Linked DNA regions of Homo sapiens: regions 1 and 3 are each linked to region 2. A link is a loop called in an ENCODE intact Hi-C map of the cell type or tissue named here. Cell type or tissue: B cell. All regions are shown on one strand.

What was found. Peaks named below come from ENCODE experiments on the same cell type or tissue, not always from the same donor. Only the 100,000 strongest peaks of a DNase experiment are listed, where the experiment ranks them.
Region 1: a loop joins it to region 2, with 12 times the contacts of the local background. A loop is called at or near these places in 7 of 110 quality-filtered maps.
Region 3: it touches region 2 in a loop (12-fold over the local background); 19 of 110 quality-filtered maps call a loop at or near these places.

What each region holds. Positions count from the first base shown.
Region 1 is chr19:23,269,441-23,277,440 of GRCh38, forward strand. It overlaps the pseudogene IPO5P1. Among named protein-coding and RNA genes, the nearest start is that of ZNF724, 23 kb to the left of the region's middle. RefSeq lists silencers at 4,286-4,505, 4,816-4,875. In B cell, no CTCF peak of the experiment used is centred here; DNase peaks (open chromatin) are centred at 4,291 and 4,831; H3K4me3 peaks cover 1,830 bases; H3K27ac peaks cover 1,655 bases.
Region 2 is chr19:24,028,511-24,036,510 of GRCh38, forward strand. It overlaps a transcript of ZNF254 not described here. Among named protein-coding and RNA genes, the nearest start is that of ZNF254, 55 kb to the right of the region's middle. RefSeq lists enhancers at 5,015-5,224, 5,235-5,284. In B cell, no CTCF peak of the experiment used is centred here; DNase peaks (open chromatin) are centred at 3,071, 4,921 and 7,211; H3K4me3 peaks cover 2,090 bases; H3K27ac peaks cover 1,833 bases.
Region 3 is chr19:23,758,386-23,766,385 of GRCh38, forward strand. It overlaps ZNF681 (zinc finger protein 681), which reads right to left and starts at 506. Exons shown (of 4, transcript NM_138286.3): 1 at 362-506. The coding sequence starts at 364. RPSA2 (ribosomal protein SA 2) reads left to right here and starts at 4,619. Exons shown (of 4, transcript NM_001355283.3): 1 at 4,619-4,749. RefSeq lists enhancers at 186-704, 3,699-4,339, 4,340-4,981, 4,880-5,329. In B cell, a CTCF peak has its summit at 31; DNase peaks (open chromatin) are centred at 556, 4,546 and 5,176; H3K4me3 peaks cover 2,761 bases; H3K27ac peaks cover 1,668 bases.

The sequences.
Region 1 (8,000 bases), 760 kb before region 2:
AAAATCATGCAACCAGAAAAAACAGACATGAGAAACTTACTACATTCACTCTGGGGAAGATAAAGGTAAATAAGAATCTGTAACAAATAACATATATGACTAGATTTTTCTGAAATATACCTTTCAAAGTCTTTGACTTTTTAAACATCATTTAAGCTCTTTTGATGAAATGTAACTTACAGTTATTAAAAAACTGAAATCAAAATAAGTGAAAAAATCTTTCCAAGGTGACAAACTCAGGAAGTGGCAGTGCTGATTGGAACACAAACATGTCTGACTCCACTGTCAAGTCAGACCATAATATCACTCAAAACATTCTCCCATCCCCACCCTGCCCATTAAATTAGTGACCACCTTCCCAGGAGACACTGTACTGTACCCCACTGTAAGCCTCAGGTGCATTTTGCTTCAGGTTCTTGCATTGCCTTACTGGGATGGGAGCTTCTTGTCCTTTGGAAAAAATTTTATTTCAAGAATCAACAGAAATCATTTCTGCTTTTTCTCATCAATAACAACATCTGATTGGCTCACCACCAACGTGTCTACTAAGAATAAAAATTAGGTTGATAGGTTGAGAGGCCGGGCGTGGTGGCTCACACCTGTAATCCCTGCACTTTGGGAAGTGGGTGGATCGCCTGAGGTCAGGAGTTCGAGACCAGCCTGGCCAACATGATGAAACCCCATCTCTACTAAAAATACAAAAAATTAGCCGGGTGTGGTGGCAGGTGCTTGTAATCCCAGCTACTCAGGAGGCTGAGGTAGGAGAATCACTTGAACCTGGGAGGCGGAGGTTGTAGTAAGCCGAGATTGGGATAATGCACTCCAGCCTGGGCAACAAGAGTGAAACTCCATCTAAAAAAAAAAAAAAAAAAAATAGGTTGAGAAGAAACTTTTTAACTGTTTACACACTTGTTCATTTTTATGTCATCAGGGAAGACCCCTCAATATATTTCAGAGTCAACGGGTAACATTTTATTTTTAATAATTTTTTTTGAGACAGAGTCTCGCTCTGTCACCCAGGCTGGAGTGCAGTGGCATGATCTCAGCTCACTGCAACCTCCGCCTCCCAGGTTCAAGCGATTCTCCTGCCTCAGCCTCCCGGGTAGCTGGAACTACAGGTGCCCGCCACCACGCCCAGCGAATTTTTGTATTTTTAGTAGACACAGGGTTTCACCATATTGGCTAGGCTGCTCTTAAACTCCTGACTTTGTGATCCGTCCACCTCCAACCTCCCAAAGTGCTGGGATTACAGGCATGAGCCACCACGCCCAGGCTTTTTTTTGTTTTGTTTTATTTTTTGAGATGGAGTCTTGTTCTATTGCCCAGGCAGGAGTGCAGTGGTGATCTTGGCTCACTGCAACCTCTGCCTCCCGGGTTCAAGCAATTCTCCTGCCTCAGCCTCCTGAGTATCTGGGATTACAGGCACATGCCACAACGCCCAGCTAATTTTTTGTATTTTTAGTAGAGACAGGGTTTCACCATGTTGGCCAGGCTGGAAATAATTTTTTACTCTGGGACTGGGTGCAGTGGCTCATGCCTGTAATCCCAGCTACTTGGGAAGCTGAGGTGGGAGCATCACTTGAATCTGGGAGGCTGAGGTTGCAGTGAGCCGAGATCGCACCACTGCACTCCAGCCTGGGCAACAGAGCGGGATTCTGTCTCAAAAAAAAAAAAAAAGGTATACTCTGCACCAGCAGCATTAACACAAAAAGTTCTATTAAACCCTGACACCCACTCAAATGTCACCTCCTTTATAAAGCTCTGATTTTCCCTCTATGTCAGTGGCACAATTGATCACTATTACCATTCAGCTCAATACCTTATGTCTTTTTATGTGCAAGTATTATTCTCCAGAATAAATTAATCATTTACACATCTATCCATGCTAATGAACTATAAACTCCTACAGGGCAGGTATGTTGAACCCTGTTCATCTGTGTAATCAAAATGTCTTATACATAATAGGTATCATATACAAGCAAAATCCCTGTCAGGGAATTATTGGAAAAGCTACCAAATTCTTTTAAGTTCAAGGGTACATGTGCAAATTTTTTACATAGATAAATGTGTGTCATGGCGATTTTTTGTGCAGATTATTTCACCACCCAAGTATTAAGCCTACTACCCATTAGTTATTTTTCCTGATCCTCTCCCACGTCCGATAGGCCCCAGTATGTGTTGTTCCCCTCTATGGGTCCATGTGTTCCCATCACTTAACTCCCACTTGTAAGTGAGAACATGCGGTAGTTTTCTATTCCTGTGTTAGTTTCCTAAGAATAATGGCTTACAGCTCTGTCCACGTTCCTGCAAAAGATATGATCTCATTTTTTGTATGGGTGCACAGTGGCATGGTGTATATGTACAACATTTTCTTTATCCAGTCTATCACTGATAGGCATTTAGGTTGATTCCATGTCTTTGCTATTGTGAATTGTGCTGCAGTGCACATACGCATGCATGAGTCTTTATAATAGAATGATTCACATTGCTTTGGGTAAATACCCAATAATGGATTGCTGGGTCAAATGGTATTTCTGTCTTTAGGTCTTTGAGGAGTTGTCACACTGTCTTCCATAATGGTTGAACTAATTTACACTCCCACCAACAGTTCATAAGGGTTCCTTTGTGAAAAAATAATTTTAATTTTCTAAGAGGTTAGCTTTTTAGACAAATAGTATACAAGAAAATTTTCCACAGGCCTAGGCCATCCAGCTGCTCTTCTGAGAGGCTACACTCTTACTCCTCAGGCTGTTCTCCAAGAGATGACCCAGGGGATGATATTCATTAGACACTCCAAGAGATATGGCCACTGTGGGTATCTTGGATTATCCCAGACCATTCTGAAACTCATGACCAAAAAAAGACTGGAGGGCTGCTGTAAAGGGCTCTGTAATTTCTCCAAAGCAAAGCTTCAACCCAAAGATTTACTAAGGTGTGTGTGCCTAGAAAAGATAAAAGGAAGAGAGGCACAGATTTTTTTTTTTCCCAGTGGAATTTCAGAGGATTATTTTCTACTTTTTTCTCACGTAAAATGTTTACAGACTTGGGAGGCTGAGGCGGGTGGATCACCTGAGGTCAGGAGTTCGAGACCTGCCTGGCAAACAAGACAAAAGCCTGTCTCTACTAAAAATACAAAAATTAGCCAGTCATGGTGGCAGAAGCCTGTAATCCCACCTACTTGGGAGGCTGAGGCAGGAGAATCCCTTGAACCTGGGAGGTGGAGGTTGTAGTGAGCTGAGATCACGCCATTGCACTCCAGCCTGGGCAACGAGAGTGAAACTGCCTCAAAAAAAAAAAAAAATGTTTACAGACAGAAAACAAATCTTTAAAAACCTGCCATTCACTGCTGTGTAAAAACATGATTAACAATTAAAACACTGTGTTTGAAATGTACAATAAAGGACAAATAGTTGATAGTGTTGTAAATTGGAGAGAGGAAGCTGTCCTCATTTCCTACATTTGAGAATGTAGGAATGAAAGCGGACATTTATAATTTTACTGCAAGCCTGAGTTAAGCTAGGAGAAAAGGTGGATTTGAAGTCCTGCTTGCCATACATTAGGAAGTCACAGAGGTAAACCAGTCCTGTGGAGTGTTGAGATAACTAAAAAGCAGGAAATTAGACTGAAGTGGCTCTAGTGCCCTGTGTTCATAAGTAAAAAATGAAAAACCTAACTCAAATTCACTTCTTATAAATTACTATTTTAGGCAGAAACAAAATTCAGGCTTAACCAATCATAAACCTGCAATTAACCTCTGATTACATAACCAGGAAATTTCCACCTGAATCATACAAATAAGGTGACTACATAACTGTAACCAATTCTCCAATTTGGTTTGCCTTCTCACACGCCCTTTATAAAACCCTTTCCTTTATGTCTCTCAGGTGGGCCACATATTATGGCTGGGTGTTTTCCATTTCACCAATCACTGCTCAAATAAACTCGTTAACGTTTTAACATTGACTCCCTTTAATATTTAATAGAAGCGGCTGGGCGCGGTGGCTCATGCTTGTAATCTTAGCACTTTGGGAGGCCATGGCGGGCGTATCACTTGAGGCCAGGAGTTCCAGACCACCTTCCACCATGGTGAAACCACTTCTCTACTAGAAATACAAAAATTTGCCAGGCGTAGTGGCGCAGGTCTGTAATCCCAGCTTCTCGGGGGCCGGGGGGGGGGGCGCTGAGGCACGGGAATCGCTTGAGCCTGAGAGGCAGAGGTTGCAGTGATCACGCCACTGCACTCCAGCCTGGGCAACAAAGCAAGACTCCGTCTCAAACAAACAAACATGTTTAACAAGAGACTGGGAGTCTCACCTGCCACAGCTCCTTCTACGCACACACGAGTCGGAATTCTGCCCTAATGACCCGCCTGGCATCCCTGAACAATCCGGGAAATACTCGGCGCTGCGTGCAGAGCTGCCCAGGGAGCTCCAGACACGGCGCCGCAGGGTCCGGGCGGGACGCCGGGGTCCCGGCTGCGGGCCCAGCCGCCATCTTACGGCGAGAGGGGTCTGGGGCGGAGCTCCGCCAGCGGAGACTCAGGTTGGCGACCCGGGAGCGGACTGTGGGGAGGCCGGTCCCGCCGGTTTCACAGCTCGCTCTCCCCTCTCGGGATGCCCAGCCCCGCACACTCACCTTTTCCCAGCTTCCAGGATGTCCTGGCATCTTAGCTGTGCGTCTCCCAGAACCTGCAGATCACAGGGCAAGAGGCTGTGACAGTCACCGGGGGCTCCCGAGGTGGAGGACGTAAAACAGCAGAGACCGATCCCAAGCTGTGGCGGGAGTGAGATACAAAGGCCCCACCAAATGCCGGAAGCCACGCCCTCCTCTCCAACTGGGCGGTTCCTGCGCTAGCGCCACTGATTGGATAAAGCACCAGCACTCTCTCTCCATACCAACCCCCTCCTCTCAGCATTAGTGCATTTTACTGACAGGAAAACAGGCTAAAGTAGGTAGGGTAAGGTGCACAGGGAATTACAGCTAATAAAGAAGTGAGCTGAGACTTGAAATGCACTTGCTCTTTCCCTTACCTGGGTTTGCTTGTATAATGCATCTTATTTACTACTTAAGGGTAAGAAAAAAACATTTGGACTTTTTTTTTTTTTTGTACCTAGTTTCGCTCTTATTGCCCAGGCTGGAGTGCAATGGTGCAATCTTGGCTCACTGCAACCTCCGCCTCCCGGGTTCAAGCGATTCTCCTGCCTCAGCCTTCCGAGTAACTGGGATTACAGGCGCATGCCACCACGCCCGGCTACTTTTTGCATTTTTAGTAGAGACAGGGTTTTGCCGTGTTGGCCAGGCTGATCTCGAACTCCTGACCTCAGGTGATTTGCCCCCCTCAGCCTCCCAAAGTGCTGAGATTACAGGCGTGAGCCACCGTTCCCGGCCCATTTGGACTTTTTTTTTGAGACGGAGTATCGCTCTGTCTCCCAGGCTGGAGTGCAGTGGCACGATCTCGGCTCACTGCAAGCTCCGCCTCCCGGGTTCAGGCCATTCCCCTGCCTCAGCCTTCCAAGTACCTGGGACTACAGGCGCCCGCCACCACGCTTGGCTAATTTTTTTTTTTTTTTTTTTTTTTTTTTTTTTTTTTTTTTTTTTTTTTTTTTTGTATTTTTAGTAGAGACAGGGTTTCACTGTGTTAGCCAGGATGATCTCGATCTCTTGACCTCGTGATCCGCCCGCCTCGGCCTCTCAAAGTGCTGGGATTACAGGCGTGAGCCACCGCGCCCAGCCCCATTTGGACATTTTAAAACAACTTTTTAATCATTTTGATAATGCAGAAAAAACCCAGCACTTTGGGAGGCTGAGGCGGGCGGATCACGAGGTCAGGAGATCCAGACCATTCTGGCCAACATGGTGAAACCCCATCTCTATTAAAAACACAAAAATTAGCTGGGTGTGGTGGTGTGCGCCTGTAATCCCAGCTACTGGGGAGGCTGAGGCAGGAGAATCACTTGAACCAGGGAGTCAGAGGTTGCAGTGAGCTGAGATCGTGCCATTGCACTCCAGCCTGGCTATAGGGCGAGACTGCGTCTCAAAAAAAAGAAAAGAAAAGAAAAGAAAACAAAACAAAAATCCTGAGATGGTGCTGCTGGATATGAGTGCTGGAAAGGGGGAGGGAATTAAGAGCTGACCAGATCCCTCCTGACTGCCCCGCAGAACAAGTGGGGGGTGGTGCTGCACTAAATGATGCCCTCCCACAGAAGATGTATTTGCATTGGTTCAATGAATATACAATGCAGAGACCTAAATGAAGACACGTGAATGGGTGTATGTGGACATCAGATTGCAGCTGGGAAACAGGTGCCTCTCATTCTCCCCAGCAAGTGTGGAAGGTGTCCATGCCCATGAGGGTATAGATCTGTCATTCTTAACTTGTATACAACTCTAGGTCAGTTCTGACTCAATGACGTGCAGATGAGATTTCTCAGATCATTTGTATGTTTGACATTGTGGCTGCTGCTTTTGCTGCCACCATCCCCAGGCCCAACCTGGCTTAAAGTCCAGGCTTTAGGTCAAAACAATGGAGGGCTTCCTGTGTTCTGGGATGGGAAGTTGGAGATCTGTGGTAGGGCTGGGGGTTGGGGTACACTTTAGTTTTGTGCAGAATGAGAGCTGCAGTGGTTTTATTAATCGTGATGATTGGCCTGGCCTGGTTGTAACTCTGGGCGGGGGGAAGGAATCAGCATTGGTTGTTCCCCAGATATTCATGTGTCCAGCCCTGGCCTTCCTGCCCTCAGACCCAGCAAAAAGTACCACCACAGACTCTGACTTGCCTGCCTACTCCCTGCACCCCAGATGGGAATACCTTGGAGGCCAGACTCTGAATGTATTATTCTCCCCATTCTAACCAGACCTGCCTAACACACAGTGAGGGAGTGAAGATAGGCAGGGTGAGGGACCTGGGGAGAACCAGAGTGGAATCACAAATCCTTGGGAAAAGTTAAAGATACAGCAGTGGGCTGGGCTCAGTGGCTCACGCCTGTAATCCCGGCACTTTGGGAGGCCGAGGCAGGCAGATCACCTGAGGTCAGGAGTTCAAGACCAGCCTGGGCAACATGGTGAAACCCGGTCTCTACTAAAAATACAAAAATTAGCCGGGCATGGTGGCGCACACCTATCGTCCCAGCTACTCAAGTGGCTGAGGCAGGAGAATTGCTTGAACCCGGAAGGCAGAGGTTGCAGTGAGCCGAGATCATGCCACTGGGTGACAGAGCGAAACTCTGTCTCAAAAAGAAAAAAAAAATTGTTCTATCTCTCAAAATTGAGAAGATGACCAATAGGGAGAAATTGTTAAATTAATTATACCCTAAAGCTGCTCCCTTTCCTGTTTAATTTTAGTCAATAGTTGTTTTTTGTTTTACATAGTAAACTGAAAACTAACTGGACATGTAAATAGACTGTACCCATTCTTGTACCAACCACTGTGGTTTGGCCAATAAAAGGATGTCAACTGTTCAAACCATGTTCAAATAAGGCAAACCCCAAGCTGTAATCAATCTGGCTGTTTCTGTACCTCACTGCCATTTTCTGTATGTCATTTTGCTTTTTCTATCCATAAGTCTTTTTCCACCTTGTGGCTGTGCTTGAAGGGGGCCTGCCCCTCCACACCTGTGGGTATTTCTCGAAAGGTGGAAATGAGAGACTGAGAAAAAAAAATAAGACACAGAGACAAAGTATAGAGGAAGAAAAGTGGGCCCGGGGGACCAGCGCTCAGCATATGGAGGACCTGCACCGGCACCAGTCTCTGAGTTCCCTCAGTATTTATTGATCACTGTCTCTACCATCTCGGTGAAGGGGATGTGGCAGGACTATAGGGTAATGGTGGGGAGAGGGTCAGCAGGAAAACATGTGAGCAAAGGACTCTGTGTCATAAATAAGTTTAAGGAAAGGTGCTGTGCCTTGATGTGCACATAGGCCAGATTTATGTTTGACTTTACACAAACATCTCAGTGCAGTAAAGAGCAATATTGCCACTAGCATGTCTCACCTCCAGCCTT
Region 2 (8,000 bases):
CTCTCAGGTGACAAACAGGCACAATGGTAACTAAAGGCAATCCATTCTCATCTCTACATGATGCCCCCAACTCATGAAGTGGTGTTAACTGTGTGAACCATACTCATCAGAGGAAAGTATGTTCAGGGCAACACAATCATGAGGCTGCAAATCAAACTGGGGGCGGGAAGCACGTAGGAGGTTTCCATGGCCAAGACACTGGTGGCTATCCTTGGGTGTCATTTAAAAATTTCAGGTGAAAAATCCTTTTCTTCCAGTTGGCTCAGGAAAACTAACAGACATTACTATTGGAATTCATTTTACTTTTTAGAATTTCTAAGACATAAATCATGCTTCAAACACTCCAAAAGACATTCAGCTATACCTGAGGCTGAGGACCTGCCTCCTCCTCCATGTTAGGGCCCTGACAGCAGGCAAAGAGAAGGAGCACAGGGGCCGGGTGTGGTGGCTCATGGCTGTAATCTCAGCACTTTGGGAGGCTGAAGCAGGCATATCACCTGAGGTCAGGAGTTTGAGACGAGCCTGGTCAACAAGGCGAAACCCCTTCTCTACTAAAAACACAAAAATTAGCCATGTGTGGTGGTGAGCACCTGTAATCCCAGCTACTTGGGAGGCTGAGGCAGGAGAATCATTTGAACCCAGGAAGTAGAAGTTGCAGTGAGCTGAAATCGTGCCATTGCACTCCAGCCAGGGCAACAAGAATGAAACTGCCATCTGAAAAACAAAACAAAACAAACAACAACAACAATAGCAACAACAAAAACAGAGAAGGAGCACAGGCAGGTGGGGACAGAGAACAGCCCGGGTCTATAGGGATCCCCAACCACCCCCAGAGCCGGTGTCTGTAGGAGGGACTGTGTGGCAAGAATCAGGTAGGGAGCTGGGCTTCATGGAGAGGTTACCACCACTTCTGCACCTTTAACTTTTATGATTCCACTGTGGTTCTCCCCAGGTCTCCCACCCATCCTACCCTCACTCCCTCATTGTGTGTTAGGCAGGTCTGGTTAAAATGGGGAGAATAATACATTCAGATTGTAGCCTTCAAGGTATTCCCATCTGGGGTACAGGGAGTAGAGAGGCAAGTCAAAGTCTATGGTGGTGCTTACTTCTGGGCCTGAGGGCAGGAAGGCCAGGGCTGGGCACATGGATATCTGGGGAAACACCACTGCTAATTCCTTCTCCCCACCCGGAGCTACAATGAGGCCAGGACAATCACAATTAATAAAACCACTGCAGCTCACATCCTGCATAAAACTAAAGTGTATCCCAACCCCCAGTCCTACCACAGATCTTCAACTTCCTATCCCAGAACACAGGAAGCCCTCCATCTTTTTGACCTAAAGCCTGGACTTTAAGCCAGGTTGGGCCTGGGGGTAGTGGCAGCAAAAGCAGCAGCCACAGTGTCAAATATACCAATGACTTGAGAAATCTCATCTGCACGTCATTCACTCAGAACAGACCTGGAGTTGTATACAAGTTAAGAAGGGCAGATCTATATACTCATGGGCATGGACACATTCCACACTTGCTGGGGAGAATGAGAGGCACCTGTTTCCCAGCTGCAGGCTGATGTCCACATACACCATTCACGTGTTTACATTTAGGCCTCTGTATTGTGTATTCAGTGAGCCAGTGCAAATACATATTTGGGGGGCACCATTTAGTGCAACACCACTCCCCACTTGTTCTGGGGGACAGTCAGGAGGGATCTGGTCAGCTCCTAATTCCCTAGGACAAAGGTGCCTCCCCCTTTCCAGCACTCATATCCAGCAGCGCCATCTCAGGAATTTTTTTTTTTAAACATGAACAGCATGAGGAAGCAGGCATGGTACGACAGGCTCAGCCCCAGCCCAGATAGCATTCACATCTTCCTGGATGGGGGTTGATGCCCATCACTCACCTGCTCTTTAGCACCGCCTTGTGTTGGTTACTCAGGGCCTGGGGAGAGGTGGGGGGGATTGTAGATCCATGGTGGGAACCATCTCACACCCAGAGTTCACCTGGCCACAGGCCAGCAAGCAAGTCCAAGTGCACAGCTCTCGACCCTGAGCCTCGGCACCTCCGGCTGCAATTTCTATTTATATATCAGGATTTTAAAAACCAAAAATAAACAAACAAACACAAAAACAGCCACTTTGATTGAGGAGAAAGTGGGAGCCTAAAGCAGCTGACCCTCAAACATCTCCGCCAAGCCCCAGGCCAGGCCATCTGAACACTCCAAGGCCACATGATAGTTACAGAGGATGACAGTTTCCACAGGTACTTGTCAAGCACTGGGCTAGCTTCTCACAGAGTCTCAGAATGCCTCCTCGCCAATACCCTGTGAGGGGAGGCCTTTCCTCACTAGGGCACAAGAGGTTCCTAAGCTCTTCCCAGGAAATGGTTAACAAAGTGTGGAGCTAGGGGAAAGCCCAGTCAGAACAAGTGACTAGCCAGGGTCTTCCTAGACTCCATCCCTTCCTCCACATGGGGCCCAGAGGTGTTGCGAGCAGCCTCCTGACCCCCTCCATCCCACTCTCTCCTCAATCAAAATGGCTGTTTTTGTGTTTACTCGTTTATTTATGGGATTTTAAAAACCTGATTTTTTTTTTTTTTTTGAGACAGAGTTTTGCTCTTGTTACCCAGGCTGGAGTGCAGTGGCACCATCTCAGTTCACTGCAACCTCTGTCTCCTGAGCTCAAGCAATTCTCCTGCCTCAGCCTCCTGAATAGCTGGGATTATAGGCATGTGCCACCATGCCCAGCCAATTTTGTATTTTTAGTAGAGAAGGAGTTTCTCCATGTTGGCCAGGCTGGCCTCGAACTCCCGACCTCAGGTGATCTGCCCGCCTCGGCCTCCCAAAGTGCTGAGATTGCAGGCATGAGCCACCGCTTCTGGCCAAAAAAAAACCCCTGATATTTTATTTATAGTACTTTCAGGCTTGTATGTATGTATTTGTATAGGCTTTATTGGAAGGAAGAGGGCTTAAGACAGTAACATTTTTAAAAGGTCTCAGTGGGGAATAGACTTCCATGGCACAAATGATGATGTTGACCTCCTTCTGTTGCCTTTGGGCAAAGTATAAATAGTGTGAGAATTGGCATGTGCTGGGTTGTGGTTTCAGTGTGGGAGGGCAGTTCCTTAAGATGGAAACTGAGCTGTAGGAGCCACACTCACCTTTTATCACATTCCCCACCATGGTCTTTCACTTTTCTTCTGTGCTTGAATTTCTTTCAACATACATATTATTTTGAGTATATATATATATATATATATATATATATATATATATAGACACACACACATATATATGTGTGTCTGTGGGTGTATGTATATATATGTTTGTGTGTGTGTGTACACATACAGGTCTCACTCTGTCACCCAGGCTGGAGTGCAGTGGCCGAATGATGGGTCACTTCAGCCTCAATCTCCAGTGATCCTTCCACCTCAGCCTCTCAAGTAGCTGGGACTGTAGGCATGCAACATCACACAAGGCCAATTTTTAAAATTATTCTAGAAACTGAGCCTCACTATGCTGCCCAGACTGGTCTTGAGCTCCTGGGCTTAAGCAATCATTCCACCATGGCTTTCCAAAGTGTTTGGATTACAGGTGTTTGCCATCAAACCCAGCCAAAAACATTTTTAAAAGAACCATTACAACCGAATTATGAGCTATGGTTGTACCACTGCACTCCAGCCTGGGCACCAGAGTGAGACCTTGTCTCCAAAAACAAAGCAAAACAAAAAAAACTTATGACCAAATTAAATTTCTGAGGTTGTGTCATCTGTGTCCCCTTTCTGCCCTGTAAGCTATCATTGTTAAATATAATGGCTATTGAGAAAACTGTTAGATATTAAGAAATTCCTATATATCCTCTAAGTGAGAATAAGGTATTCTGATGTGGCCCAATATTTCCTAACCTCTACCTCCAGGGTCTAAACTAGCAAATCAAATCAGGACAACCGACAAAGGACTGTTGGCCATTTTCAAATGGAAGATGAAATACCCTGTTAGTGAGAGTAATCCAGTAATTTTAAAAAAGAGAAGTCAGACTGAGATGCAGTGCAGTCAGGGCATGATTACCCTGGAATAGCCACTTCACACGGAACGATAGAGGAGCCTGTCTAAGATGAACAAATTTGGGTAACATAATTCTTGCTTAACCATTCTCAGCCTCTGCTGCCCCCGACCCCAGCCCCATTCCAAATGGACATCCCACGATATGGTCAGCAGTGTGGTACAGCATGGTTAGAAAGGGGCTCAGGGATGGGATGAAGATCTTTCCTGCATTATCAAAATGATTGAAAAGTTGTTAAAAAAAAATGTCCAAATGGGCGGGTCGCGGTGGCTCACGCCTGTAATCTCAGCACTTTGGGAGGCTCTGGCGGGCGGTCAGGAGTTCAGACCAGTGTGGCGTCAGGAGTTCGAGACCAGCCTGGGCAACATGGTGAAACCCTGTCTCTACTAAAAATACAAAAGTAGTCGGGCGTGGTGGCATACGCCTGTAATCCCAGCTACTTGGGAAGTTGAGGCAGGAGAATCATTTGAACCCGGGAGGCGGAGGTTGCAGTAAGCCAAGATCGCACCATTGCACTCCAGCCTGGGCAATAAGAGTGAAACTCGGTCTCAAAAAAAAAAAAAATCCAAATGATCTTTTCTTACCCTTAAGTAGCAAATAAGATGCATTATACAAGCAGACCCAGGTAAGGGAAAGAGCAAGTGCATTTCAAGTCTCAGCTCACTTCTTAATTAGCTGTAATTCCCTGTGCATTTTACCCTACCTACTTTAGCCTGTTTTTCTGTTCATAAAACGCACTAATGCTGAACGGGGCGGGGGCAGGGGGTGGGGGTGGGAGTGGTATGGGGAGAGTGCCGGTCCTTATCCAATCCTTGGCGCTGGAGCGGCAACCGCCCAATCAAGCGCGCAGTTGAAGAGGAGTGCATGGTTTCCGGCATTTGGCTGGGCCTTTGTCTCTCGCTCCCACCAGAGCTTGGAATCCGTCTCTGCTCTTCTGCATTCTCCACCTCGGGAGCCCCTGGGGACTCTGTGACGGCCTCTGTTGCCCTGTGATCTGCAGGTCCGGAGAGACGCACAGCTAAGATGTCAGGACATCCTGGAAGCTGGGAAAGGGTGAGTGTGCGGGGTTGGGCATCCCGAAAGGAGAGAGCGGGCTGTGAAACCGGCGGGACTGCCTTCGTCACCGCTCCCGGGTTTCCGACCTGAGGTCCCTGCTGGCGCAGTTCAGCCCCAGGCCCCTCTGGCCGCAAGATGGCGGCTGGGCCCGCAGCCGGGATCCCCGCGTTCAGCCCCGTCCCTGCGGCGCCCAGTCTGGAGCTCCCTGGGCAGCTCTGCATGCAGCCCCGAGTATTTCCCAGATTGTTCAGGGATGCCAGGCGGATCATCAGGGCGGAATCCTGACTTGGTGTGTGCGTGGCAGGAGCTGCGGCAGGTGGGGCTCCCGAGTCTCTTTTCTTAAACATTTTGTTTGTTTGAGACGGAGTCTTGCCCTGTCGCCCAGGCTGGAGTGCAGTGGCACGATCACTGCAACCTTCGCCTCCTAGACTCAAGCGATTCTCGTGCCTCAGCCCTCCGAAAAGCTGGGATTACATACCTGCGCCACCACGCCTGGCTAGTTTTGTATTTCTAGTAGAGAAGTGGTTTTGCCATGGTGGAAGCTGGTCTGGAACTCAAGTGATCCGCCCGCCTCGGCCTGACCGGGAAATAGAAGCCTGAACTCAGTGACTCAAGCTAAGGATAGTTTAGTTCTGCCGGCGGAGCCTCTCCTGCAGATGTCCCAGCCTGCTCACAATAGCCATGGACAGAACCTTTATGCTTAGAGAAGCTGCAGAGCCCTGAAAATCTATACATCCACAGGCAGATGCAGTTGGGGTTGGCACAAAAATGGGGTTGGGAGGCTTTTTCTGGGAATAGAGTTATTGTTCTGAGGTTGTTTCTAGATTTTGTGATATATGACAAATTTAGATTTAGGTAAGTGGGTTTTTTTTTTTTTTTTTTTTTTCTTTTGTGCCAGAGTCTCATTCTGTCACCCAGGCTGTAGTACAGTGGCACGATCTCGGCACACTGCAACCTCTGTCTCCCAGATTCAAGCGATCCTCCAGGCTCCCTAGTACCTGGGACTACAAGCAGGCGACCCGACGCCCAGCTAATTTTTGCGGGGTTTCACCATTTTGGCCAGGCTGTTCTCCAACTCTGGACAAGAGGTAATCCACCCACCTCGGCCTTCCAAAGTGCTGGAATTACAGGTGTGAGCCACTGTGCCTGGCAAGAAGTTACTTTTTTTTTTTTTTTTGAGACGGAGTTGCCCTCAGTCGCCCAGGCTGGAGTGCAGTGGTGCGATCTTGGCTCACTGCAGCCTCCGCCTCCCGGGTTCAAGCGATTCTCTTGCCTCAGCCTCCCGAGTAGCTGGGATTACAGGCACCTGCCGTCATGCGCAGCATGAAGTTACTTAATTTTAAAGGAGTATTGCAGCAAGGGGAAAGCACCAGCTATAAGATATTGGAGAATTTTAAAGGTTAGAGAGAAAAGGACTTTCTTTCATAAGAAGAAAAGAAGGTCAGAAAAAAAGTGGGAAGGGGAGGGAGGGATAGAACATGGTGAAAGCAGATGCTAGATTAGGGAATATTTTACCCAGAAGTCAGCCTGGTTTTTTTGTTGTTGTTTGTTTTTTGTGAGATGGAGTCTCGCTCTGTTGCCTAGGCAGGCGGGCACTGGCGTGATCTCCGCTCACTGCAGCCTCCGCCTCCCAGGTTGGAACAATTCTCCCACCTCAGCCTCTCAGGTAGCTGGGATTACAGGCGCACCACCATGCCTGGCTAATGTTTTGTATTTTTAGTATAGGCGGGGTTTCACCATGTTGGCCAGGCTGGTCCAAAACTCCTGACCTCAGGTGATCCACCCTCCTCAGCCTCCCAAAGTGCTGGGATTATAGGCATGAGCCACCACACCCGGCCAAGTCAGCCTGTTTTTGAGGAACATAGGCCGAGTGCGGTATTTTTAATATAAAAATACAAAAAATTAGCCGGGCTTGGTGGCACGCTGTATTCCCAGCTATTCGGGAAGCTGAGGCAGGAGAATAACTTGAATCTGGGAGGTGGAGGTTGCAGTGAGCCGAGATTGCACCACTGCACTCTAGCCTGGTGACAGAGCGAGACTCGGTCTCAAAGAAAAAAGAGGAACATAAAGAGGGGTTGTGGTTGGGTCAAAATTTGGGAGCCTGAGGAAAGAAAGAAACCTAAGCAAAGTTTGATTAACAGGTATTTTGTTCTAACTACTGAAGACGAATGTATTAATTGTTTATAAGGCAAAAAAATAGCAATTTAGACAGTCTGTGGCTTCATAATATCAAAAATAGGAAGGGTGTTTCTTTGCAATAAGATGCTCTTGAAAACACAAAAGTTCAGGAATTTCTTTAATCACTGCTCTTACCTGCCCACTTCATCTTCCACCATGAGTTTTCCTTGCCCTGTATGTTTCTTACATTTAGCTTTTCCTGACTTGTGTGTTTTATAACAAACTGGTAAATGCAAGTATAATGCTTTTGTTTTGTTTTGTTTTGTTTTGTTTTTTTGAGATGGAGGCTCACTCTGTCGCCCAGGCTGGAGTGCAGTGGCGCGATCTTGGCTCACTGCGAGCTCCGCCTCCTGGGTTCACACCTTTCTCCTGCCTCAGCCTCTCCGAGTAGCTGGGACTATAGGCGCCTGCCACCATGCTCGGCTAAATTTTTTTTTTTTGTATTTTTAGTAGAGACGCGGTTTCACCGTGGTCTTGATCTCCTGATCTTGTGATCCACCCGCCTCGGCCTCCCAAAGTGCTGGGATTACAAGTGTGAGCCACCGCGCCTGGCTGCAACTATAATGTTTTGCTAAGTTCTGTGAGTAGCTGTATCATTATTTAACTTGAGAAGATTATGAGAGCCCCCAGTTTATAGGAACTGGCTCAGAAGTATAGATGAGACCCTAGGAATTGTGACTGGGATCTGCAGTGGTGGCAGTGTTGTGG
Region 3 (8,000 bases), 270 kb before region 2:
AGGAAAGAGAGACTAGGAACGCCACGGACCAAAGCTCTTCCCATTCATGAACCCGGCACCCGTCAGGATTCGCCCCTGACGACCCTCCCGTGGTCCCTGCACAATCTGGGAGAGACCCGGCGCTGCGGATGCAGAGCCACCCAGAGAGAGCTGCAGGCCAGGACACAGTCACTGAGCAGGGAGGAGAAAGGACGCCCGGGGGGCTGGCTGTCAGCGCAGCCGCCATCTTATGGTCCAAGTGGACTGAGGCCGCCTGGGCGAGGAGAACTCAGGGCGCAAATTGTGGAGCTGACTGCGGCGAGGTCTGAGTCCCGCCACAGCCCCTTCCCCTCTCTCGGGATGTCGGACCCGACATTCTCACCATTTCTAGGTTTCCGGGGGACCTGGCGTCTTAGCTATGGATCGCCAATACCTGCAGGTCAGAGGGCCATAGAGGCTGGGCCTCTAGAAGAAGAGGACACAGAGCAGTGAAGACGAGACCCGGAGCTCGGGCTGAAGGGAGAGACAAAGGCCCCGCCAATCCCGGAAGCCGCCCTGTCTGCTCCAGCTGCATGCCTGATTGGACAGTTCCCAGCCCAGCGTCCCTGACTGGATAATGATTAAAACCCCACCCCTCAGGTCCTGAGTGACAGAAGATGTGATCAGATGCTCTGCTGAATGAAGACTAACAACGTAAGTTGCAGCGTTTTCAGACAGGGCTCCCTCCCTGAGCTAAGCCAGGCCCACCCAACAGGGTATTTGCCTTTAACCTTCTGTGTAAGGTCACATGCATTTCAAATAATATACTAGATAGCTATTCAAAAATAAAAATATATATAATAACAATTATTTTAATATTTCATCTTTTATGACCGTCCTGGTTTCTGGCAGCCATAGTCCCTACCCCGACAGCCCCCAGCCCAGATGGCATTCAAATCTTCCTGGATGGGCTTGATGCCCGTCACTCACGCGCTCTTTAGCACTGCGTTGTGTTGGTTACTCAGGCCTGGGAGAGGTGGTGGGGATTGTAGATCCAGGGTAGGAGCCACCTTACACCCAGAGTTCACCTGGCCACATGCCAGCAAGGAAGCCCATGAAGCACAGCCCTAGACACTGAGCCTCGGCACCTCCAGCTGCACTTTCTATTTATATATCAGGTTTTTTTTTTTTTTTTTTTGAGACGGAGTCTCGCTCTGTTGCCCAGGATGGAGTGCAGTGGCACAATCTCAGATCACAACAACCTCTGCCTCCTGGGTTCAAGTGATTCTCTTGCCTCAGCCTCCCGAGGAGCTGGGACTACAGGTGCGTGCCACCATGCCCGGCTAATTTTTGCATTTTTAGTAGAGACGGGGTTTCACTATGTTGGCCAGGCTGGTCTTGAACTCCTGACCTCGTGATTGGCCCGCCTCAGCCTCCCAAAGTGCTGGGGTTACAGGTGTGAGCCACCGCGCCCGGCCTATATATCAGGTTTTTAAAACCATAAATAAACAGACACAAAAGCAGCCACTTTGATTGAGGAGAAAGTGGGAGCCTAAAGCAGCTGACCCTCAAACAGCTTTGCCAAGCCTCAGGCCAGGCCAGGCCATCTCAACACTCCAAGGCTACATGATAGTTACAGAGGACGACAGTTCCCATAGGTACTTGTCAAGCACTGTGCTAGCTTCTCAGTCACAGAGTCTCAGAATTTCTCCTTGCCAATACCCTGTGAGGGGAGGCCCTAACTCACTAGAGCACAGGAGGTTCCTAAGCTCTTCCCAGGAAATGGTTAACAAAGTGTGGAGCTGGGGGAAAACCCAGTCAGAACAAATGACTTCCCAGGGTCTCCCTTGACTCCATCCCTATCTCCACATGGGGCCAGGAGGTGAAGCGAGCCCCCTAACCCCCTCCATTCCACTCTCTCCTCAAAGTGGCTGTTTTTGTGTTTTCTTATTTATGGGATTTCAAAAGCCTGATTTTTAATTTTGAGTAGTTTCAGGCTTGTATGGGTGTATTTGTATAGGCTTTATTAGAAGGAAGAGGGCTTAAGACAATAACATTTTTAAAATGTCTCAGTGGGGAATAGACTTCCATGTCATGAACGATGATGTTGACCTCCTTCTGCTGTCTTTGTGCAAAGTATAAATAGTGTGAGAATTGGCATGTGCTGGGTTGTGGTTTCAGTGTGGGAGGGCAGTTCCTTAAGATGGAAACCAAATCTCACCGAGCTGTAGCAGCCACACTCACCTTTTATCACATTCCCCACCATAGTCTTTCACTTTTCTTCTGTGCTTAAATTTCTTTCAACATATATATATATATATATATATTTTTTTTTTTTTAAGACAGAGTCTTGCTGTGTTGCCCAGGCTGGAGTGCAATGGTGCAGTCTCGGCTCACTGCAACCTCTGCCTCCCAGGTTCAAGCAATCCTCCTGCCTCAGCCTCCTGAATAATTGGGATTACAGATGCGTGCCACCACACTGGGCTAATTTTTGTATGTTTAGCAGAGTTGGGGTTTTACCATTTTGGGCAGGCTGGTCTCGAACTCCTGACCTCAGGTGATCTGCCCACCTCGGCCTCCCAAAATGCAGGGATTACAGGTGTAAGCTACCATGCCTGGCAAACATACATATTATTTTGATTATATATATAGGGTGTATAAATATATGTGTGTATATATATATACACATATATATAGGGTATATATGTGTATATATATATATGTTTGTGTGTGTGTATATATATATGTGTGTGTGTGTGTACACATAGAGGTCTCACTCTGTCATCCAGGCTGAAGTGTAGTGGCTGAATGATGGGTCACTGCAGCCTCAACCTCCAGTGATCCTTCTACCTCAGCCTCTTGAGTAGGTGAGACTATAGGCAGGCAACTCCACACAAGGCCAATTTTCTAAATTTTTGTAGAGACTGAGTCTCACTACATTGCCCAGACTGGTCTTGAACCCCTGGGCTTAAGCAATCATTCCACCATGGCTTTCCAAAGTGTTTGGATTACAGGTGTTAGCCATCAAACCCAGCCAACAATATTTTTTAAAGAACTGTTACAACCAAATTATGAGCTATGGTTGTGCCACTGCATTCCAGCCAGAGCACCAGAGTGAGACCTTGTCTCCAAAAACAAAACAAAACAGAAACACTTATGACCAAATTAAAATTCTAAGGTTGTGTCCTCTGTGTCCCCTTCTTGCCCTGTAAACTATCACTGTTAAATATAATGCGTATTGAGAAAACTGTTAGATATTATTAAGAAATTCCTATATATCTTCTAAGTGAGATAAGGTATTCTAATGTGACCCAATATTTCCTCACCCCTACCTCCAGGGTCTAAACTAGCAAATCAAATCAGGACATCCACAAAGGACAGTTGGCCATGTTCAATTAGAAAATTAAATATCCCCGTTAGTGAGAGTAATCCAGTGATTTTAAAAAAGAGAAGTCAAACTGAAATGCAGCGTAGTCACGGCACAATTACCCTGGAATAGCCACTTCACATGGAATGACTGAGGAGCCTTTCTAAGATGAACAAATTTGGGTAACGTAATTCTTTCTTTCTTTCTTTCTTTTTTTTTTTTTTTGAGATGGAGTCTTGCTCTATCGCCCAGGCTGGAGTGCAGTGGCATAATTTGGGCTCACTGCAACCTCTGCCTCCCGGGTGCAAGCAGTTCTCCTGCCTCAGCCTCCTGAGTAGCTGGGATTATAGGCGTGCGCCACCACGCCCGGTTAATTTTTGTATTTTTAGTAGAGACGGGGTTTCACCATGTTGGTCAGGCTGGTCTCGAACTCCTGACCTCGTGATCAGCCCACCTCAGCCTCCCAAAGTGCCGGGATTACAGGCGTGAGCCACCGTGCCCGGCCCGGTAACATAATTCTTTCTAAACCATTCTCAGCCTGGGCTGCCTCCCACCCCCGCCTTATTTCTAATGGCCATCCCACGATGTGGTCAGCAGTGTGGTACGGCATGGTGAGAGAGGCGCTCAGGGATGGGATGAAGGTCTTTCCCGCATTATGAAAATGATTAAAAAATGTCCAAATGGGCAGGGCGCGGTGGCTCATGCCCGTAATCCCAGCACTTTGGGAGGCTGAGGCGGGCGGAACACCTGGGATCTGGAGTTCGAGAGCAGCCTGGCCAACATGGTGAAACCTCATCTCTACTAAAAATACAAAAAGTACCAGGGCGTGGTGGCATGCGCCTGTAATCCCAGCTACTCGGGAGGCTGAGGCAAGAAAATCATTTGAACCTGGGAGGAGGAGGTTGCAGTGAGCCAAGATCGCACCACTGCACTTGAGCCAGGGCAATGAGGCGGAAACTCGGTCTCAAAAAAAAAAAAAAAAGTCCAAATGTTCTTTCTTACCCTTAAGTAGCAAATAAGATGCATTATACAAGACCCAGGTAAGGAAAAGAGCAAGTGCATTTCATGTCTCAGCTTACTTCTTAATTAGCTGTAATTCCCTGTGCATGTTACCTTACCTTTACTGTCCGTAAAATGCCCTACTGCCGAGCGGGGCGGGTGGTGGTATGGAGAGAATGCTGTTGCTTTATCCAATCAGTGGCGCTGGCGCGGGAACCGCCCAATCAGGGGCGCAGCCGGAGAGGAGGGCGTGGCTTCCGACATTCCGCGGGGTCTTTACCTCTTGCTCCCGCCAGAGTTTGGGATCGGTCTCTTCTGTTCCGCGTCCTCCACCTCGGTAGCCCCTGGTGACTCTGTTACAGCCTCTGTTGACCTATGATCTGCAGGGAGACGCACAGCCAGGACATCCTGGAACCTGGGAAAGGGTGAGTGTGCGGGGTTGGGCAACCCGAGAAGGGAGACCAGGCTGTGAAACCAGCAGAACCGGCCTCTCCACAGTCCGCTCCCAGGTCGCCGACCTGAGTCCCCGCTGGCGCAGCTCCGTCCCAGGCCCCTCTGGCCGCAAGATGGCGGCTGGGCCCACAGCCGGGACCCCAGCGTCCAGCCCCGTCCGTGCGGGGCCATGTCTGGAGCCCCCTGAGCAAGCTCTTCACGCAGCCTCGAGTATTTCCCAGGTTGTTCAGGGATGCCAGGCGGGTCATAAGAGCAGAATCCCGACCCGGTGTTTGCGTGGGAAGAACTGCAGCCTATGGGGCTCCCAGTGTCTTTTGTTAAACATTTTGTTTGAGACGGAGTCTTGCTCTGTCGCCCAGGCTGAAGTGCAGTGCGTGTTCACGGCAACCTCCGCCTCTCAGGCTCTGGTGATTCTCGTGCCTCCGCCTCCCGAGAAGCTGGGATTACAGACCTGCGCCACCCCGCCTGGCTAATTTTTGTATTTCTAGTAGAGAAGTGGTTTCGCCATGGCGGAAGGTGGTCTGGAACTCCTGGCCTCAAGTGATCCGCCAGCCTTGGCCCCCCAAAGTGCTAAGATTAGGAGGAGCATGAGGCACTGCGCCAAGCCTCTTCTCTTAAAAATTAAAGGGAGTCAGGGTTAAAACCTTAAAGAGGTTATTTGAGCCGTGATTGGTGAAATGGAAAGCACCCCAGCCATAGTATGTGGCCCACCTGAGAGACATAAAGCAAAGGGTTTTATAAAGGGCGTGTGAGAAGGCAAACCAAATGCAAGAATTGGTTAGTTATGTAGTCACCTTATTTGTATGATACAGGTGGAAATTTCCTGGTTATGTAATCAGAGGTTAATTGCAGGTTTATGATTGGTTAATAAAATTCAATTATGATTGAATTTTGTTTCCGCCTAAAATAGTAATCTATAAGATATAAACTCGAGTTAGGTTTTACATTTTTTACTTATGAACACAGGGCACTAGGGCCACTTCAGTCTAATTTCCTGCTTTTTAATTACTTTAACACTCCACAGGAGGAGGACTGGTTTTCCTCTGTGACTTCCTAATGTATGGCAAGCAGGACTTCTTCTAATCCACTACCCTCTTCCCCTAGCTTAACTAAGGCTTGCAGTAAAATTATAAATTTCCACTTTCTTTCCTACATTCTCAAATGTAGGAAATGAGGACAAACAACTTCCTCTCTCCAATTTACAACACTATCAACTATTTGTCCTTTATTGTGCATTTCAGACACAGTGTTTTAATTGTTAATCATGTTTTTACACTGCAGTGGATGGCAGGTTTTTAAAGATTTGTTTTCTGTTTGTAAACACTTTTTTATTGGAGACAGAGTTTCATTCTTGTTGCCCATGCTGGAGTGCAATGGCATGATCTCAGCTCACTGAAGCCTCTGCCTCCCAGGTTCAAGTGATTCTCCTGCCTCAGCCTCCCAAGTAGCTGGGATTATAGGCTGCCACCACTGTGCCCTGCTAATTTTTATATTTTGAGTAGAGAGTGGGTTTTGTCTTGTTGGCCAGGCTGGTCTTGAACTCCTGACCTCAGATGATTTATCTGCCTCAGCCTCCCAAGTCTGTAAACATTTTATGTGAGAAAAAAAGTAGAAAATAATCCTCTGGAACTCCACTTTAAAAAAAAAAAAAAGTCTGCGCCTCTCCTTCTTTTATCTTCCCTAGGCACACACACCCTACTAGTACGTCTTTGGGTTGAAGTTTTGCTTTGGAGAAATTACAGGGCCTTTACAGCAGCCCTTTAGTCTATTCTTGGTAATGAGTTTCAGAACTGTCTGGGGTAACTCAACATACCCACAGTGGCCATATATCTTGGAGTGTCTAATGAGTATCATCCCCTGAGTCGTCTCTTAGAGGACAGTCTGAGGAGTAAGAGTGTAGCCTCTCAGAAGAGCAACTGGATGGCCTAGGCCTGTGGAAAATTTCCTTGTATACTATTTGTCTAAAAAGCTAACCTCTTAGAAAATTAAAATTATTTTTTCACAAAGGAATGCTTCTACACTGTTGGTGGGAGTGTAAATTAGTTCAACCATTATGGAAGACATGGTGGGAACTCCCTGAAGACCTCAAGACAGGAATACCATTTGACCCAGCAATCCATTATTGGGTATTTACCCAAAGCAATATGAATTATTCTATTATAAAGGCACATGCATGCGTATGTGCACCGCAGCACACTTCACGATAGCAAAGACATGGAATCAACCTAAATGCCTATCAGTGATAGACTGGATAAAGAAAATGTACATATAAAACATGGAGTACTGTGCATCTATAAAAAAAAAATGAGATTATGTCCATTGCAGGAATGTGGATGGAACTGTAAGCCATTATTCTTAGCAAACTAACACAGGAATAGAAAACTAAATACCACATGTTCTCATTATAAGTGGGAGTTAAATAATGGGAACACATAGACCCGTAGAGGGGAACAACACATACTAGAGCCTATTGGAGGAGGGAGAGGATCAGGAAAAATAACTTATGGGTAGTAGGCTTAATACCTGGGCGATGAAGTAATCTGCACAACAAACCCCCATGACACAAATTTACCTATGTAAAAAATTTGCAATGTACCCTTGAACTTAAAAGTTAAAAAAATAATTTGTTAGCTTTTCCAATAATTCCCTGATAGCGTTTTGATTTTATGTGTGTATGACACCTATTATGTATCAGAAATTTGGATTACACAGATGAACAGGGTTCAACATACCTGCCGTGTAGGAGTTTATAGTTCATTAGCATGGATAGGTGTGTAAAAAATTAATTTATTCTGGAGAATAATACTTGTACATAAAAAGACATAAGGTATTGAGCTGTAAGGTAATAGTGATCAATTCTGCCACTAACATAGCAGTGGGAATATCAAGGAGGGCTTTATAGAAGAGGTGACATTTGAGTGGGTGTCATTGTTTAATAGAACTTTTTGTATTAATGTTGCTGGTGCGGATATTTCATTTCCTTTTTTTTTTTTTTTTTTTTTTTTTTTGAGATGGAGTCTCACTCTCTTTCCCAGGCTAGAGTGCAGTGGTGCAGTCTCGGCTCACTACAACCTCCACTTCCCAGGTTCGAGTGATTCTCCCACCGCAGCCTCCCGAGTAGCTGGGATTATAGGCATGAGCCACTGTGCCCAGCCTCAGAGTGTACCCTTTAAAAAATTATTTTAAAAAAATTTTACCTCTTGACTCTGAAATATATTGAGAG